2 separate regions of the Homo sapiens genome follow, and region 1 is linked to region 2. Evidence: chromatin loops called from intact Hi-C (ENCODE). Cell type or tissue: sigmoid colon. All regions are shown on one strand. Each heading gives the region's core, and the rest is flanking DNA. Links, peaks and the distances in the headings are about the cores only. Region 1 overlaps LINC01448 (long intergenic non-protein coding RNA 1448). Region 2 holds the start of LOC105375249 (a long non-coding RNA gene).

Evidence for each region. A loop is a pair of places that touch in the nucleus more often than their neighbours do. Peaks named below come from ENCODE experiments on the same cell type or tissue, not always from the same donor. Only the 100,000 strongest peaks of a DNase experiment are listed, where the experiment ranks them.
Region 1: it touches region 2 in a loop (2.9-fold over the local background); 1 of 110 quality-filtered maps calls a loop at or near these places.

The regions. Positions count from the first base shown.
Region 1 is chr7:42,682,077-42,691,733 of GRCh38, forward strand. The region is part of intron 1 of LINC01448 (long intergenic non-protein coding RNA 1448); the gene reads right to left. Among named protein-coding and RNA genes, the nearest start is that of LINC01448, 20 kb to the right of the region's middle. RefSeq lists an enhancer at 4,479-5,027. In sigmoid colon, for the core only: no CTCF peak of the experiment used is centred there; a DNase peak (open chromatin) is centred at 4,677.
Region 2 is chr7:42,332,791-42,342,447 of GRCh38, forward strand. LOC105375249 (a long non-coding RNA gene) reads right to left here and starts at 5,546. Exons shown (of 4, transcript XR_927202.3): 1 at 5,444-5,546; 2 at 5,088-5,173; 3 at 1-67. RefSeq lists enhancers at 4,159-4,663, 4,664-5,168. In sigmoid colon, for the core only: no CTCF peak of the experiment used is centred there; no DNase peak of the experiment used is centred there.

The DNA.
Region 1 (9,657 bases), core at 3,209-5,708, 350 kb after region 2:
TCACTATGTGCCCCATAAATATGTGCAATTATTGTGCCAATCAAAAATAATTTTTTAAAAAGAAAATTATTGCTCTTGTATTTATTCTAAAAATTTTATCCATTTGACTTGGAAAAAATAACTCTTGTTTAAACTATTTTTTTCTGGCTCCCCTTTGGGGGTAATGAATCAGCAGCCATGATCACTGGACATGTGTGTGGACAGTGATATCCTCTTTGGGCAAACAAGAGACCAGCTCCCAGTGAAACCAGTCAAACCCTCTTCTTTGTAGACCACAAAAGTGTCCCTGCTCTTCCAGTATGTGTGAGAGAAGAACACACAATGCAATATAGCACCTGCTATGCTAAACATGTTCAACACACATCCACTGAGAGAAAGGACAGATCAGATCTTTCTGAGGGTTTACTAACAAAGAAGTGTTACTAAAAATGTAGATAAAAGAGCCATCAGTTTGCAAGTAGGAATCATCCCTAAGAGAGCAATCCCAACATGGATGACTGGTGCCATTTTGTGGTCAAACTTTAACTGGTTGAAGACAAAATGAGAAAAGTAACTATAATATTGTGTTTTCAAATACATACATGTAAACTTCCCAACTCTGGTAGTAGACATAATACTATGGCATAAGATGTGGCTGTCTCTCTATTTTACCTTTTTAGTGTTATAATGTTCAGTATTAAATAAAATAATGGTAATTCTAGATTGTGGTTTAGTAGGATTTTTAAAAATTATTGTAGTGAAGCAAACTATGTCCTCAATTTTAAGGCATGATACGCAAATATCTGGGAACTTGTTCTCTAGAAACATGTTTGAGGGGTTAGGAAAAGAAACAAAATAAAACATCAACATAAATCTTTCAATCCCCTAGAAATTGTAGAAAACTTACAGAGGGCTTTACTGAAGTCAGGACCCACAAGAACTGCACAGAAAGCTGAGAGACAGGACACACCTCTCTCTCAGGGTGAAGGGTCTGGAGAGAGGACACTGGGACCCCCAGAGATCTGGAATCAGTATCCTTTCCAGTCTGTGCCTCACTCATTATTCCCTTCACCCTACACTGCCAACACTCTCATCCCCCACTGCAGATTTGCATATTCTTCCTAGGAAGTCTGGGGAAATTTTAGATGCATAGAGAAAAGAAGATACAATCAGTAGGTTTCAACTATGTACTTGAAAAAAAAATGGCAGCACTAATTGCAGAATGAGAGAGACCCCTCTAGACTGTGTCTGTTCTCACAGTAGCAAGAGTGATCTCTGGAATTGAGAATGCTCTCCTGCAGTCCCAAGCCTACTGCCAGGACACATGGATGTGATTTTGGACAGTGAGCTGGCTCCTCAGGCAAATAATTTTTCTAACAAATTCTCTCTCTTTCTTTTAATTTATCTGATCATTGAGGAGATATCAAATTTTTATTACATGTAAATCTAAAATGCATATGAAATTAAGAGTTAGACAAGTGCTTTATAAGTCTTGGGTCTATGAAGATGAAGACAGGTAATACAGAATTTCAGTCTTGAAGAGATCCTGGGAGATTTCATTACAGATGAGAAACTGTGGCACTTAGAAGTTACGTAATAAACCAGGATGCCCAGCTCACTAGATGAGAACTTTTTGCCTACTCTTATTTGCCTTATTTGTCAAGCATATATTTTTCCAGGACATAGATTTATCATATTCTTAAGAACATATGCCTTTTAATTCATCCTGTGTTTTAAGAAAGTATAATAGGAAATGTTTATATTCTGAAATTTCCCAGTTTTGATTCTACCTTATGGATTTAGAAAATAAGAGTAATAAATTATAGCCCGCATATCATGACTTTGTGTCTAAGTGTTGATTTTAAATTGTTTATTTCTTCCTTTATTCATACCTTTATTCCTCCCTGCACACCCATTTTTGCTCATAAGCAAATTGCATATTACATTCACATTTGATGAGATCAACCCATGATTAGTTAATCAAATATACATGTAGATCATGTATGTAGACTCTATTTTGGAAGTTTGAAGAAGAAGAAGAGACAGCATTCAAAGGGAAGACAGCATTTCTTACAATGCAAGTGTCTCAAACTTCCATTCTTTTTCAGTTTGGGAGGAGGGAAGCTCAAAGGCCTGCACCTAGCTAGGTCAGTTTCAGGATTTCTGCATGTTGACAGATTCTAGTGCTTGAGGGTACTATGCATGGAACTAAATCATGGATTCTAGAAATAGTGTCCTGAAGCAATAAAAGACGAGAACAATGGCCAGATATCCGAAAGCATGCCGACTACCTAAGGGTGCTAAATGAAGAAAGGAATCGAGAAACCATGAGGCTGAAGATAGAGGCAGAGGGAGGTAAGACTGGGGAATTCCAGAGCAGCGCAAGACATGAGTCCCTGTGGGCATTGCCGCCAGCTTGCCGATACATTAAAGAGGCTGAAGCAGAGTAAATAGGGAACGGTTTAGGGTGGCAAAATGCTAGTAGGAGGAGATTTGATCAAAAGCAGAGGTGAAGGAGGCTGTCCTTAATCAACAGAGAGGATATTCCACTCTATGGGATTCAGGCAGCTAGAGGGATTGATGTGGTTGCACACAAATTTGAAGATGAAAGGGAGATGAATGATGAAGCCATTCACATCATTTCCCTTTCATTTCCTTGATACAGTTGGAGGCTAGGCCATTTGTGTAGGGTGCTGGTGAGGACTAGGCAGGGGAGAGAGGAGCATGGTGAAGCCTTGCTTGCTGCTACAGGTTGCTTCCAAGGAGAGGAGAAAGACATTCCAAACAGAACTGTGGGCTCAGCTGCTGCTGCAGACCACCGATGTGCCATGACACTGATCCACACAGGTGTGGGGCTTCTCCAGGAGAGCTCAGATACAGGAGTGGGGACGACCTCCTCTGGATCAGTTTGGGGATTGATCCAGACTTGGGAAATTTTCAGGACAGGCTTTCTAGAGAGATGAGGGTCTAGAGAGAGTACAGGGTGCTGACTACTAGGAGTGAAGGAAAGAGGGGGCTGGAAATGTGTGGTTAGAAGGTTGATGCAAGAGGAGTGAGTGTGAGTTGGAGTGAGAGGTGTGTGAGAATGCAGTGGAGTGATGCCTGGAGTAGCTCTGGTGGTGGTGGATGAGGGAAATTGTAAGAACAGTGCTTAGCATGAATGAGTTTCATGAAGATCAAAATCTCCCAGATAATAGAAGAAATTTAGTTAACGAGGAAGACTATGAATCGGGCACCTCCAACTTCAAGGAATGTAATGAAGCAGCAGGAAGGGGGAAAGCCATTGAAATTGAATACGAGCTTCAAAACAAAGGAGCTTTTGCATAAAAAATTACAGGAGGGATGCAATTATAGTAAAGACAGGGAGGTGAAGTAGAGGATGACTGAAATATTGTGAAGGGAGAAAGGGTTATGTAACCAATGTGAGCCTTCAAGAAAATGTAGCTTATGGGATGCAGACTCTAACCCCACCTGCTCACTGCTGACTGAGTTCCAAAAAAAAGTAAAAAACAAAGGTAGCCTCTTAAGAGTAAATCAGCTTGATGTACACGTTCTTCTTCCTATGTGAACAATTGGTTCCCTGGATCATAAGTCCCCCGTGTTAAGGCAAGTCAGGTTGGTCTTTGGTTTTATGCAGCATCCATCCATCTACTCTATCAGTCAGTCTGAATAGAGCACCTTTTCTATGCCAGGTATTGTGATGGGGGCTGAGGAAATTGTTTGAAATGAAAATAGAAGTGACCCTTCCCCTTATAGCAATTCCGGTCTAGTAGAAAAGACGTGCATGAAGCAAAGGGTCACCCTCCAAATGAACAATTACCACTATGATGAGGTCAACCCAGGAGTTACAGGTACAGTGAGAACGTGCGATGTGGGATGGACCTCATAAGAGGAGTTGGGATCATCCTCCCCAGGACACAGCATTTGAGCAACACGTGGGAGCTCATCACAGCAGAGTAGCCTAGGAGCGGTCCAGCGTAGGCAATGGCCCTGTGTGCATGTGTGGGGTGGGGAGTGTGAGCACATCACAAAAGGAAAGAAGGCCAGCGCTCCACAGTCCCAAAACAGCGGGAAGCACAGTGCCAGGAGAGCAGACAGCACCCTGGAGGCCAAATAAAAAACCTGGCATATGTTCCTGAGAGTAATGGGAAGTGATTGAAAGGTTGAGAACAAGGGAATGACAAAATTAGATTTGCTTTGAAACGATCGTTTCAAATACTCAGTGGAGAATGGACTGGGGGGAGAGGGGAGGAGAAGGTAAGATTAGATATGGAAGATCAGAGAGGTTCCAGTAAAGAATGAATGATAGGAGGTGCAGAGAGCACTGAGAAGAGCACATGGCGTACGCCAAGCACTTGACAAATGTTAGCTATTAGACCTATTTAGATTTCAAAAGAAGGGCCCCAGAATGGCAAGATAGCTTAGGACCATGTCAGCTACGTGTTTATTCCTTATTTGCATATTATATCTATTTTTCCATTAGCTTCTAAAGTCAGTTTCTAGAAACCTGTCTAGTCAAAGTATAAGGATTTTTTAAATAGAGCCGGAACAAAGGAAGGTAACACACGAAATGTGTTTAACTCGCCCCTTGCTTATTCTTTCAACTTTTAAAAACTTAAAATAGTTTCACCAGGCCCTGGTCTTGCTCCTAAGTAGATTCGTGTCCCCATGGCTGCCTCTCAGACCCGTAAATTCCTGCCGGTGCCTCAGGATTCCACAGGCTTCTTTACCGCTGCCCCCCTCGGCTTCTCTCCATGAGGCCTTCTTTAATGCTGATGAGTTTCATTTCAATTACTGTCCCTTTCATCTCAAACACCAGTGAGGCAGAAGCAATGTATAAAGTCAAATTGTTTCTTTGAAAACTAGAATTTATTGTGTCCTAGTGTCACTTTTATTAATCGTTGAAAGTTAATGGTATCCAGACCAACAGAATTTTGTATAAACATTTAACTTTTTTTTCATCAAAGAGAAGCCTCTCTGACATTCTATATACGGCGATGTGCCTTCTGTTGCAGACTAGTTACACGTAGTAGATTTATATACACTGAAGAACCTAGGAATTTGACCCTTGAATAACATCACTAAGAAAAATCATGTTCAGATCAGGACAGAGCGGAACCTACCATACAGGTAACTGGGAGTCTTTTAAACACTGCCTGCTTGACTCCCACTTTACCTCCTGGGGGATCTTCCACACTTCTGTCCCCGTTACACAGGCTCAAGTTGTGTTGGCCATAATGGACTTTCAGGAAAAGAGCAATCCTCTTTCTTGGATTCAGAGCCAGATTCACTTGGAGGGAAGCATAGAAAATTATCCTCTAGATAACATGAGGAGAAGAAAAGTAAGATGCCTTTTGCTTTATTTTTGGCCTAAACTATTTGGAGAAAAATTCCTGGGAAGATATCAAAGGAACCCTAACTTCAACGTTAGAAATATTTTAGCAAAACATGACACCCTGGGGAACAAGAAGTTATTCCGGAGGCATAATTTCTCCCCAGGGTAGGCAGAGTCCTTATAATCATTGCCCCCAAGAGGGTCTTGTACCTTGTGATTTGAGAATAAATTGAGAACAAATCTTAGTAGTTAGGATGAATGCCAAAATTCACACCAGTCACTCCTGACTTTTCAGAGAAGCATGTGGATTTCTTGCACACTTAATGCGTTGATCAATTGCCTGCCTGCGTGCATCTCAACAGACGCTTAGTTTTCATTATAGATGTAGCATTGCCCATTCGGCTCTGTTCTCAAAATTGGATTGTGAAAATAATTCTTAGCAATGCTGCTTTAATTTATCTACAGAAACTTCATAAAAGCCATTTTATTAGATGAGCCAGAGTCATACTCTATGTCTGATGTGCTGCACGTGGCAAGCAGCATGATTTATATCCTGGTGCACAGTCTGCCATAGGCAGGCATTTTAATGCTATGCCGATTATTTAGATGTATTCAGAATCTTGCCCTTTCTTGCCAATGGACACTAAGCTTTCTCCAAGAGCTTTATGTATGTGTCAAGATATTCTTTCCCTCTGAGAGATGCCAAAACCAGATTTATCCCCAAGGTTAAAGAAATGAGGGAGATGTCCTTTGCTTTTCTCCACTTCTTACTCCCAGAAAATAATTCATCTACATCCACACAGAGACAGTTCTTGGCATGAACAAAGGTGTCCCAAGGGAAACCAGGAGGCATCCATGCAATTGTTCGTGATTGTATCATGATGTATTTAGCATATTGGCTGACGTTTAGGTTTAAACACTAGTCTGACCCAAAATAAGGCAAAACAAAACAAAATTTGTAAATATTCACTCATGTTTTTATCATACTTTACAAAATGGGTTGAAAATGGAGTGACAAATGTAGAACTTGCAAAATGTCGATATAGTCCAGCAGGTAAAGAAATCTAATATCAGAAATTTTTTTTTTTTTAAAGCCATGTACCAGCTTTTTTCCAGTTAAGTTTCTCTGATTTTCTTCCTTGAATCTGAGATAATTTGTATATAAAATCTATCTTCAATCACATAAGCAGAGTCTTTTTGTTGTCGTTGTTGTTTTTGGTTGTGAAAAAAAAAGATTTTTTTTCTTTCCCCTTTGCCACTTATATAGCAGATGCTTCATGCTAACATTTATTTCAACACACATCCAGGCATGACTGGGCTTCAAGTAGGTAGAAGCAGGAAGGATGGGGTTAACAATGTATGGAAGCTATTACAGTGCAGATAATATTTATGGAATGTTACTTTTATCTCTCTCTTGCTTTATTTCTTTATTTAAGATTTCCCTTAAGAAAACTGTTTTGAGATCGGTAATGATTTCACTATGTATGAGCATCTCATATGTGTAACTCTCAGGTGAATTGTCCCATTCAGTCAATGATATTTTTAAGTGCAGCTGTCATTGTTTACAGAGAAAGAAGATATATAGTCACAAATGTATTAAACAGATCTATTAGGCAGAAGCAACCTGGAACATAATCTGAACTTACTGCCTAGAATCATCTCTCTCTCCCTTAGAGGTGGGCCTGTGCTATAATTCACATTGGTGGGGCTTGAGAAATAAGGAGGGATGGACCAGGTGCCAAACCTGCCAGCACCTTGATCTTGGACTTCCCAGACTCCAGAACTGTGAGAAATAAATTTCTGTTGCTTCTAAGCTACCCAGCCTATGGTATTTGTTACAGCATCCCAAATACACTAAGACATAGATCAATGGAATAAAACAGAGAGTCCAGAAGTAGATGCATACACGCATGGCCAATGGATTTTCAACAAAGGCACCAAGACAATTCATGGGATAAATAATAGCTTTTCCTACAAATGATGTGGCAACAACTATTTAATATATATCCATATTTTTAAAAAGGAATCTCAACCCTTATTCTCATACCATACATAAAATTTAACTCAGAATGGATCATAAACCTAAACATAAGAACTAATATATAAAACTGCTAAAAGAAAATACAGAAGAAAATCATCATGTAGAGAGCATCAAAGATTTCTTAGGACACAAACCATTAAATAATGACAATTGGATTTCATGAAAATTAAAAACTCTGCTTTTTGAAAATATTGTTAAGAAAATGAAAAGGCAAGCCACAATATATTTTTTAAAACTCAACAACTAAATTAGACAAACAACATAACAAAGAATGAGGAAAATATTTGAACGGACACTATACAAAAGAAAATAATCAAGTGACTAATAAGCACATGATGAAATGCTCAGTGTCAGTAGTCACCATGAGACACCACTTCACACTCCCTAGAATGAGTAAATAAAAAAGATCAACAATACCAAGCATTGGAGAAGATATGGAGCAATGAGAACTCTCCTACATTGTTGATCAGAACATAAAATGATACAACCAATTAAAAAAGTTTTAAAGTTTCTTGCAAAGTTAAACACACACTTTCCATACAACTGGCAATCCCATGCCTAGCTATTTACTCAAGGGAAATCAAAACACTGGTCTATAGGAAGACTTGTACATGAATGCTCACAGCAGCTATAATCATATTAGTCAAAAACTGGGAGCAATCTAATGCCCATCAGCATGTAAATACATGAATTATGACACATCCATACACGGGAATACTAGCTAGCAATGAAAAGAAATGAACAACATGGATGAACCTCAAAAACTTGCAGAATGACACAAGCTAGATACAAAAGGAGTACATACTATCTGATGCCATTTGTACGAAACTCTAGGAAGGCCCAAAGCAATCTATAGTGATAGAAAAGCCAGCCAGAGGGTGTGTGGAGATGGGAGTTAGGCGGAACTGACTGGGAATGGGCACAAGAAAGTTTTGGGGGTGATTGAAGTGTTCTGTGTCTTGATTGTGATGATGGTTATATACGTATATAATTTTGTCAAAACTCATTGAAAAGTGCACATGAAAAAGCTCTGGTTTGTCTCTGGGTTTTACCTGTTTTTAGGGACAGGCTGTGGAATATGTACACGTTGTTCTGGCCTCCACGTCCCCCTGGGGAATGCTGGGGACTTCCTGCAGCCTGCCTGGGCTGAAGGAGAGCCTGTGGGCTCACACCTTAGAAGAGGGAAGCTGGCTTCACCGGCCAGCTGCAGGCTTTTAAGGAGGCAGGAGCTGGAGGGGAAGTTGTGTCCTGTGGAGACTGGATGGGGTCACTCCATTTTCAACCCTGGGCCTCACAACACTAGGAAGCTGCACCAAAGCTCTGCTAAGAGTCAGTTATATTAGGGTGATTTTGCCTTATTTTATTGCTCCCAATTCCTAGTTTTCAGTCTCGAAGTCACCCTGAGGTGGCCCACTTTCCTTCCTGCAGGCATGGTCTGCCTAGCTGCAGTCACAACGTCTGCAGAAAAGTCAGTTTTCATCAGAGACTGCTGGTCTCACCAGCAGAAGTAGAGGGAATCCCGGTCCTCACCCAGTCTCATTCCCAAACCTCTTGTGAGTGACCAGAAGGACTGGGGCTTACCAGCTCCCTGCTTTTTGCATCAGGAAGGCACCAAACTCCAAGTCCAGAGTAGACTCTGCCTTACAATCCAGGAGATATACCCAGAGAGAGGTTGCCATACCCACGGGGGTACTATACATACCATTACACATCAGCTGGAATGGACACAAGGAACTTAGTGCGGTTTTCTTCTCTGTTTTTGCCTTCCTGGTGTCCTCTCCTTTACCATATGGTGTGATCACCCTCTAGGGGTCAAATGCCTCTTCGCATCCACACGAACATTCAGACTCACTTCAAGCCAAGGAAAATCTCTAATGCTGTAGATGTTTACCTCTTCAGCCCTCTCACAGAGGGCAAAGAGGAAGCCTGTGGGAGGGCCACAGAGCAACACAGTGGCTGCTGGAAATATTTTCCTGACTCAAAAGAAGGCAACTTAACGAGTGCAGGAGTAACCCAAGCGCTCGCCTACTTTCCCGGACCCACTCCTGCTGTCCAGAGTCACTTTCAAATACACCTGGGGAAATGGGCTTTGTCATAGTCTCACCCTGCTCTCTGCTTCTACATCTGATAACCTCCTTCCTATTGCTCTTACTCCTTCCTTCATTCCTCACAAAGTTCAATACAAGAGAATAGGATGTAAGGTTTTTGGGGTAGCTGAGAGGAACTATAGCACCAGACAGGAAATAATTCCAAGTTCACTTCTGGGCATTACTAAAGAAAGAACCCAGGGGCCATCTGACAC
Region 2 (9,657 bases), core at 3,228-5,727:
TATCCAAGAAGTTCAATGAACTCCAGGTAGGACTAAATCAGAGATCTGCGGCCAGACACATCATAAACTGTCAAAGGCAAGAGACAAAGAAAGAATCTTAAAAGCAGCAAGAGAGAAGCATCATGTACAAGGAAGCCTTAATAAAATTAATAGCTGATTTCTTATCAAAAATCATGGAGGCCAGAAGAAATGGAATGATGTATTTAGTGTTGAAAGAAAAAGACTGTTAACCAAGAATTCTATATGCAGCAAAACTATCCTTCAAAATGAAGGGGAGGAAAATGACAAGGATATCTGCTCTTATCATTTTCACTCAACATTGTACTGGAATTTCTAGCCGAGGTAATTAAGCAAAGAAAAAAATGCATTCAGATGGAAATGAAGCAGTAAAAATACTTCCATTTTCAGACTATGTTATCTTTTTATAAACAAAATCCTAAGGAATCCATTACACAGCTATTAGAGCTAGCTAATAAACAAGCTTAGCAATGTTGCAGGATACAAGATCTAAATTTTGAAATACATTATATTTCTATGCACTATCAATGGACAATCCAAAATATAATTTAAATATTCATTAAAAATAGCATAAAAAAGGATAAAATAATTAGTAATAAATTTAACAAAAGAAATGCAGGTTTGCACACTGTAAACTATAAAACATTGTTGAAAGAAATTAAATAAGACCTAATAGGAAGACATTTCATGTTCATGGAAGATTTAATATTGTTAAGATGGTTACATTCCCCAGATTTATATACAAAGTTAATGAATTCCCTATAAAAATCCAGTTGCGTTTTTTTGCAGACATTAATAGCTGATTCCAAACTTCACAGAGAAATGTAGGGAACCCAGAATAGCTAAAACAGTCTTTAAAAGGAACAGAGAAAATGCACACTTCCTGATTTCAAATTTTACTACTAAGCCATGATAGCTTCATAAGAAGAGAGTGTGGTACTGGCATAAGAATAGATTTATAGAACAATGAAATAGGATTAAGAATCAAGAAACAAAGATCTTATATTTATGGTCAGTTGGTTTACTTTAAGGGTATCAACATAATTTAATGAGGAAAAAACAGTCCAGTCCTTTCAACAAATAGTGCTGGGCAACTATTGATAGTCATATGCAAAAAAAAAAAAAAAAAGTTAAATTGTTACTGCACATCATATATAAAAATTAATTCAAAATTGATCAAAGACCTAAATATAAGAACAAAAACTATAAAATTCTTAAGAAGACATAGGTGTGAATCTCTGTGACCTTGGATTAGGCGATTTTTTTTTTCTGGATATGATTCCAAAAGCAAAGCAACCAAAGAAAAAAAATTTGACTTCATCAAAACTAAAAAATGTTGCACATCAATGGACACTATCAAGGTGAAAAGAACACAGAGAGTGAGAAACATATTTGTAAATTATATGTCTGATAAAGGGGCATGTATCCAGACTACGTAAAGAATGTTTATAATAAAAATACAAATAATTTAATTTTAAAATGGGAAAAAATTGAATGGAGATTTCTACACAGAAGACATGCAATTGGCCAATAAGAACATGAAAATATGCTTAACATATTTAATCATTAGGAAAATGCAAATCAAAAATCACAATGAGACAGCACTTCACACTCATTAGTGTAGCTATACTTTTTTAAATGGACAATAACGTGTTGGCATGGATGTGGTAAAATTGGAACCCTTACACACAGCTTAAGAGAAGTAAAATGGTTTAACTGCTATGGAGTACAGTTTGGCAGTTTCTTGAAATGCTAAACATGGAGTTGTCATTAACCTAGAAAGTGCAGTCCTAACTATTTCATGAAGAGAAATAAATACATATGTACACACAAAAACTTGTTCATGAATGTTTATATCAGCTTATTTGTAATGGCCCCAAAGGGGAAACAACCCAAATATCTATCACCTAATGAATGGATAAACACAATATGGTATATCTAGTATATCTAATGTTCCAATGGAATATTATTCAGCTATAACAAAGAAGGAAGTATGCTACAACATGGATGAATCTTGAAAACATGCTGAGTAAAAAAAGCCAGACAGAAAAGGCCACATAATATATTATTCTATTTATATGAAATGTTCAGAATATGCACATCCATAGAGATAGAAAGTAGATTAGTAGTACCTAGGGATAGGGTGCAGGAGAAATTGATTAATAGATAAAGGGTGATTGTTAATAGGTAAAGGGTTTCTTTTTGTGGTAATGAAAGGGTTTTAAAATTGACTGTAGTAATGGTTGCACAATTTTGTCAATGTACTATAAACCATTAAATGGTACACTTTAAATGGGTGAATTATGGTATGTAAATATAAATGTGCCATGATAATCATATCTCTTTCTGAGCTCCATAGGCATACTATCCAATTGCTTACCTGAAATCTTCTTTGGATACCTCAATGGTATCTCAACAACAGTATATTCCATTTGGATTCATTATCTACCTCTTTTCCACTCATACGTCTTTCAGAATTCCTTATCTCAATTGCAAAAATCAGTCCGTCATTCAGTTGCATACTGTAGAAACCTGAGAGCCATTCTTTAAACTTCCCTCCTTTTAACTACTTGTTCATCTTACTTCCCAGGCATCTCTTTTATCCACTTTTATACATCTCTACCTCACCACCATAGTAAGTCTGGACCGTTTTAATAGTATCCTAACTAATCTTCCCATATCCATTCACAGCTTTTTCAAATCTCCACGTTCTCCACTTTAAATCAGGGTGCATTTTCAGAATGCTAATCCAATCATGTCACCCTCAACTGAACCCGTAGACTCAAATTGTAGAGGATCCTACATATTCTGGCCCCTTTCTGCTTGTTCAACCTTTCACACCTGATTTCTGCTAAAAAAAAAAAAAGTCAACAAATATAGCAAAAATCAACAAAGATAGCAAAAAATTATTAAACTGATTATGTATTTTAATGTCTCTTACAAATATCTATACATGAAGCACAACATTTTTCAAGATTTCATGAATAGGTAGGTAATTTAGAATTATTGTGTTTAAAATAAATTCTTCAATATATTTTCAGTGATAATTCTTGATGGTATTCTTGTAATGACTGATTATAAACTTATATTTCAATTAAACAGATAGACCAATCTTTCGTTTTATTATTTTCCCCCACAGTTTGAAAGCGGAGGTAGCCTTTCTTCAAATGGAATCTTATTAGAAAACTAAATGTGAAACAAGAAAAATTAGTTGCCCTGGTGAGGGGTAGTGGAAACTGGTCTTCTGTCAGCTTGATCCCTTTCTTAGTATCTGATCTAGATTCCCAATTATGTAGGAGACACAATTGAAATTCACTGGCCTAACCTATTAAACACTGTTTATAAAAAAGAGTGATGTCATGCTTTGATTTTTTCATTTGCATTAATATTTTTTCTAAAAAACTTACTTTTGAAATCTTCCACGGACCTCTTTTTAATATCATGGGTAGTACCTCCATTCCTCTTTTTTTCTTGTAGTTCCTGCATGTTGGTTTATATTATTTTTTTCCTTTCCTGGCCACCTGTACTGTATTCATATCTCCTGTGAGAATCACCTCAAGGGTTCTCCATAATAGTTTACAGAAAAATCCATCATTGAGATGCATTTATTTCTTCATTTGGTAAGATTAATGGTGCTTTCGGAAGCATTGACAATTTACCCTTTCGCTGACCCTGCGAATGATGCTGATGTGGCCATGGAGCACTCAGAGATGAGCATATAAATGCCAGTCCTCTCAGAAAGTCTTACTGCACTCCTCCCCTCAGATAGTATCTTTTCAAATGTCTGGCTTCTACTTCTTCAACTTTTTCCATGCCTCAAAGTGCTACTGTCTCCAGTGATGTATCGGTAAATGTTTAATAATTGGCTCTCTTGAGGGTCAGGTGGGGGAGAAAGCCCTGATTTATAGTGTTTCCCTATTTCAGGATATTTACACGCTGGCTAATTTCAAACTACCAGCGCTGCCACTGGGTGTGGACTGAAGAAGAGCCATGTGGTGGCAGAGGGTTGAATAGTATTTCCAGCAGACAGAGACGGGAGATGTAAACAACCCCAAGGCATAAATGATAGTAAGATAATTAGGAAGGAGTGAGTTTTGAGTCTTGGAAATGCTTCAGCACAGGGTGACTGTCTCACTCATGGGTAGCCACTAACTGGAAGTGGTAAGGATGCGTGGGCTATTTTCCTAAACGTCAAAGAACAGAGGGAGCAGAGATGGCAAATTGGTTTAACTTGGGAGCCATATCTTGTCAGTTGCTTGTGATTTAGTTGGCTGTGTTAAAAAGAATTCTGAAACTCTGTTCTGAGAGTTCTATAGTCTATTATTAATGTTCACTAAGGGCTAAGAAGGAAGGCATATTATATTTTATTCCACACACTTTTCATCCCCTTTATAAGCATATTTACATTGTAAAGCATCCCCTTTATAACCATCTAAGCAGTAGAGGAATATACAGGATCTATTTCACTCTCCTTTGACCTCTATGCACATCTGCCCATGCCCCACATATGATTCTGTGGTCCCTGCAGGTCCAGAGATGCCTTCCCACCCAGCTTTCTGTGCTCGCCACTGCCTCCCAGACACTGCCCTCCGTGCCCCCCCGGCCCTCAGCCCTGGTGGCCATGGCGGTAGCCTGGAGGGCATCATAAGGGCTCTGGCTTCCCTTCTGGAGCACTCTGGCACTCGATGCCATGACCTTGTCTCCTTGGCTTTCTGCTCCTTGGTTGCACACCCCACCCCGTGATATCTGCTATGTCCCCTCCATTTGCTGGTTCGATGGGCAACCCTTCCATGCTTCACAGACACCAGCTTCTTGTTTTTCTCTCAGCTCAGCCTGTGTCGAATTCCTTAGGCCATAGGGAAGAGACATTCTCTCACCTGACCTGAGGCTCAGGGAATCTTTCCTGACCAGGTGACGCTTCCTGTTAGCTGAGGCTCAGGGAGTCCTTCCTGACCAGGTGACGCTTCCTGTTGCCTCCCCCTCATAATTCCCTCTCTGCTCCCAGCTCCAGCAAAGGGTTTTGGTGTCATTCAGGATTCCAATTAGATATTTGCACTGAGTTCACCTACACAGGGCGGGTACACAGCGTGTGATCGAGTCTTCGTTCAGTCAAATTCTTTTCAGTCTATGTACTTTCTCCCTAAGAGGGTTAAAACTTGAGGGCAAAAAAAAAAAAAAAAATCAATCAATCAATCAATTGTATGTTATGTAATTCCCACAACCCTTAGAAAATACACTTTTTTATTGCTAGAAAGTGGTGACCAGAAATATTAGAAACCGAGGTGACCTTCTGATGGCTTTTAAAGGTTAAATATATTTGGGAGAAACTTGTTGGCATTTTCATTACAACTAGAGGTTCAATGATTTCCCCTTATTATGCTAACAATTGGCTTTAAAAAATAACCAGAAGTTGTCTTGTACTCACCAGTTAGATGACAAACTGTCCTTCACCCTGAAATGGGCTGAACTGCTGTTAACACACTTCTGACGGGGAGGCTTCTGGACTCTCAGGAAGATGAAAAGCTAACAGAGACAGAAAGAGAAAGCAACTGCCAGAGCTGTTGCGGTGGAATGAAGGGGCAGGGCTGCACATTTTTGGGTTTTAGTTTTTAATTTTTCAAACACCATTGAGTGTATGAGGGTTTTGGCTTGTGAACAGCAATCTTTCCCTCATGGGCCTATCCTAGTTTGTGGTCACAAGGAGACACTTGGAGAGCACAGGTCAGAATAAGTGAACAGGCAGCAGAGGTCATACAAGGAAAACACTAGAGAAAGGATGCTTTAAAAACAATGCTATAAAATGATAGCAGGCAAAGAGGTCTTTAAAATGTCACTTGAGTAAGCACCAAAACATTGAAATTCCCCAAAGTCTGTGGAAAGAATGAATGGTGATTTGCAAAGTTTTATGTATAAATACAAGCTCTCTTTTAACTAAGATCTAAGTTCTCAGGCTTTGCGTGCTGGAGGAGGGGCGGAGAGTATGAGATACAAAGTTTCCTAAAGAAAATGAGAACAAAGGTAAAGAAATGAAATGAGACTGCCTCACAAACATGGCATGCAGGAAATGCCCAGAATAGAGACAGAATAGGAGTCACTGCTGCTTCTTAGATGCTATTTACTTGAAGTGTGTTTTATCTTAAACATATCCTTCTGTGTGCTGTTTTCATTATCCTCATTAGGAGATTAGGGGAACATTTACTCAGTTTAAAATTCTTGCCTTTCATTCCCTCAAGACTCATCAAACGCTGGAGTAATGTAGAAGAATAAATAATATTGTAAAAGAATTTTTTCTTTACTGAATCACAGGGAACATAACATTACTTTTAAATATGTTCTTAAAGAGAAAAGGTCTTTTCACAGTGGTAACGCTTCATATTTTAGAAGAAAATGTGCATTTAATTAAAATTCCATATGACAATCATAGCATATTATTTAAATACCAAATGACTATTAAAATCACATTTAATTGTGGTCTAAAAAATATAACAGATATGTACCCACAAAACAGCTGTTAAACATCACCAAAATTTCCTTGATCAGCTTTCTTTTTTTCCTTAAGCATTTCCCAATTACAATTAGCCCGGTTTTGAGAAACGTTTCTTATGCACACATGCACACATACACACATGCAGACACACCAGACACACACACTCATCTTATGAATGTTATAACAAGAAATTTTGTTGAACTGAATGACAATTTTGTGAGGATTATCAGTGATTCAAAAATAATAGCAGAAAAACCCTGAATTTTCCATGTCGGCATGGATGTCTTCACTATGACGTGCTGTATAGAATCAAAGAGCACCAGGAGAATATCAAATATATGCCACATTGAAGACAGAGAAGAGGAGAGAGCTGTCACTCTCAGATGAATATTAATACAGCTACTACAACTGCATGGTTCAGTATATTCCAAAGGGCTTTGTGATACCAACTCTGGCACTAAAAAACTGTGGTTGTATTCTGTCAAATCCACACATGACTTTGAAAGCATGTGACTATTCAATATTCACTTTTGAAATAGCCAACTAAATTAAACTCTCCATGAGGAAATGGTTTTTGTGTAGCCAAACATCTCAGTGCAATTCATCAAGGTAAACATTTGATTCAGGGATTGCAAATAAGGCAGTTGCTGTCACCAAATTTGTAGGCAAAATTGCACAGAGTACAAAATCAATTAGACTTTTCCTCCTATTCTACTTTTGGGTGCATTTCACTCCCTTTTGGCTTCTCAGGATGCCAGTTATCTTGACTGCAGATTCTAGAAGTCCTTAGGCAGGCCAGGCCCATTCCTGTACTATAGTATCACACTTAAATTTCTTCTTCCCCCAGAAATCTGCTATTTTACAGTAATTTTCCTTCCTACCCCCAATTCCATTCCCACAAAATCCTCATTCATTAAGACTCAGGCAAATGGCAAAGTGTTTAAAATAATTCACACTAGAAGACAAACTTGCAGGGAGTTATCTACAATTACGGAGGGGCGCTTCACAAACGGATCTTTGCCTCCCCTGGGCCCTCTCTCTCCCGCCTTACTCCTTGCCTTTCTCTGCCTCTGATTTTCTTTTGTTTTAAAAAAGCAACCTAGGACTTCTGGGTAAGAATGTGATGTCAGCACAAGTGTCTAATTCCTCTCCTTCCAGATCCCCATTAAAATGACCAATAGGTATAAAAATAAGAGAAAAAACTGCTCCAGTGCTGACACTTGGAAAGCCTAAACTTGCACACCGAATCTCCAACAATTTCTGTTAGATGAGAATGAATCGAAAGAAAAGGCGGACTCATGACTCACCCTAAGTGGAAGAGGGGCAGTGTGCAGACAAAGCGAGTGTAGAGACACAGATGGAACCCTGTTAATAGCCCTTAGGTTAAAGGAGCAAGGGCTGGACATGAGGTTAGACCATCAGGAGGTCAGGAGAACATCTGGAATCCTTCATCCTGTTTGAAAAGTGTGAGCTGCTCCTGGGGGAAGCTATTGCAATGGGGCTTACCCACAGCCCAACTACCTAATCCGAAACCTAACCCTAACCCAGCCGTGCCACAGGACGGGGACGCGGGTAGGGGCAGCGGGTGATGAATGTTTTTGTGCTCAGAGCCTCAAATGCATCTCAGCTTATTTCCTAAGGATACACTCTTGAAAAGAGAATGATCAGGCCCCAAACTGTGAACATTTTTCTGATTACTAATTAGAAAATTGCTCCACAAAAAGATTGTAACAATTTACACCTCCACTAAACAGCAAACTGCAGTCCCCTTTTCACCAACCCTCACCAGTGTCAGACATTAACAACAGATAAAAAATGACAACTTATAGTTGTTTAATTTATACTGAGTATTAAGAAAGTTGAATTCTTCTCTCTTTTAATGTGCTTTAGACATTTGCATATATTTCTTCTTTTTTGAATTTCCCTTGCCCATTTTTCTTTTTCATTTTGGGGCCCATCCATTTCATATTGATTTGTGAGACTCTTGTCTATAAGGGAAGGTAACACTTTCAGAGAAAGAATGCGATCCCAGTTCTTCCTTTCAATGTTTTAAGGCAGAGAAAACTTGGTTTCTAGGGGTTAAACAATAAAAGTGCACCCATGTAAACAAGTCCCGCGGTATAAACTTACCAGTATAATTCGCAGCCTTCTTCCTTATCCTTTTTCTGGGTCTGATTGTTTTAAGAGATGCTCTGATTTCATGCTATTTTGTGTTTAGCTTTTGTTGTTGTTATTTTTTGATTTTTTTTTTAGAATGAGTATCTGGGTATATGTACAGGGGTCATATTTTGTGAACTTCACATCAAATCACCTTGTCTGATAAATGAGAAGAACAAGACACTTAAAAAAAAAAAGGAAGCAACAGAAATTTATTTTCCTACAGTTCTGGAGGCTGGCAGTCTGGCATCAAGGTATCAGGGCAGGGTTAATTTGACTTGTAGATGGTTGTCTTCTGTTTTCACGCGGTGGGCACTTTTCTTTTAGGCAATACCTCCAAAAGAATAGGATGATGCTTGTCGTATGTTCATTTTAATTTTTCCAACAATATTAGCAAACCCCGGCCTAGCAAGGTGTCACAAATAGGTGCTTGATATGTAAGAGATTATTGGGTAAGTGTTAAGAGACTGAGGAGCATGTCCTAAGCAATGAGGACAAATGAGCAGGGGACAGAGGGCCCCCAAAAGGGAAGTATTCTGCCTGTAAGAAACTACAGGTATGGGGCACATATACACCATGGAATACTAAGCAGCCATAAAAAAGAATGAGTTCATGTCCTTCGCAGGGACATGGTTGAAGCTGGAAACCATAATTCTCAGCAAACTACTACAGGAACAGAAAACCAAATACCGCATGTTCTCACTTATAAGTGGGAGCTGAACGATGAAAACACATGGACACAGGGAGGGGAACATCACACACTGGGGCCTGTTGGGGAGCGGGGAGCACAGGGAGGGAGAGCATTAAGACAAATACCTAATGCATGCAGGGCTTAAAACCTAGATGACAGGTTGATTGGTGCAGCAAAGCACCATGGCACATGTATACCTATGTAACCAACCTGCACATTCTGCACATGTATCCTAGAACTTAAAGTTAAAAAAACACAGGTAAACATTGCCTAATTTATAGCTTTACTTCAGGAGACTTAAGTT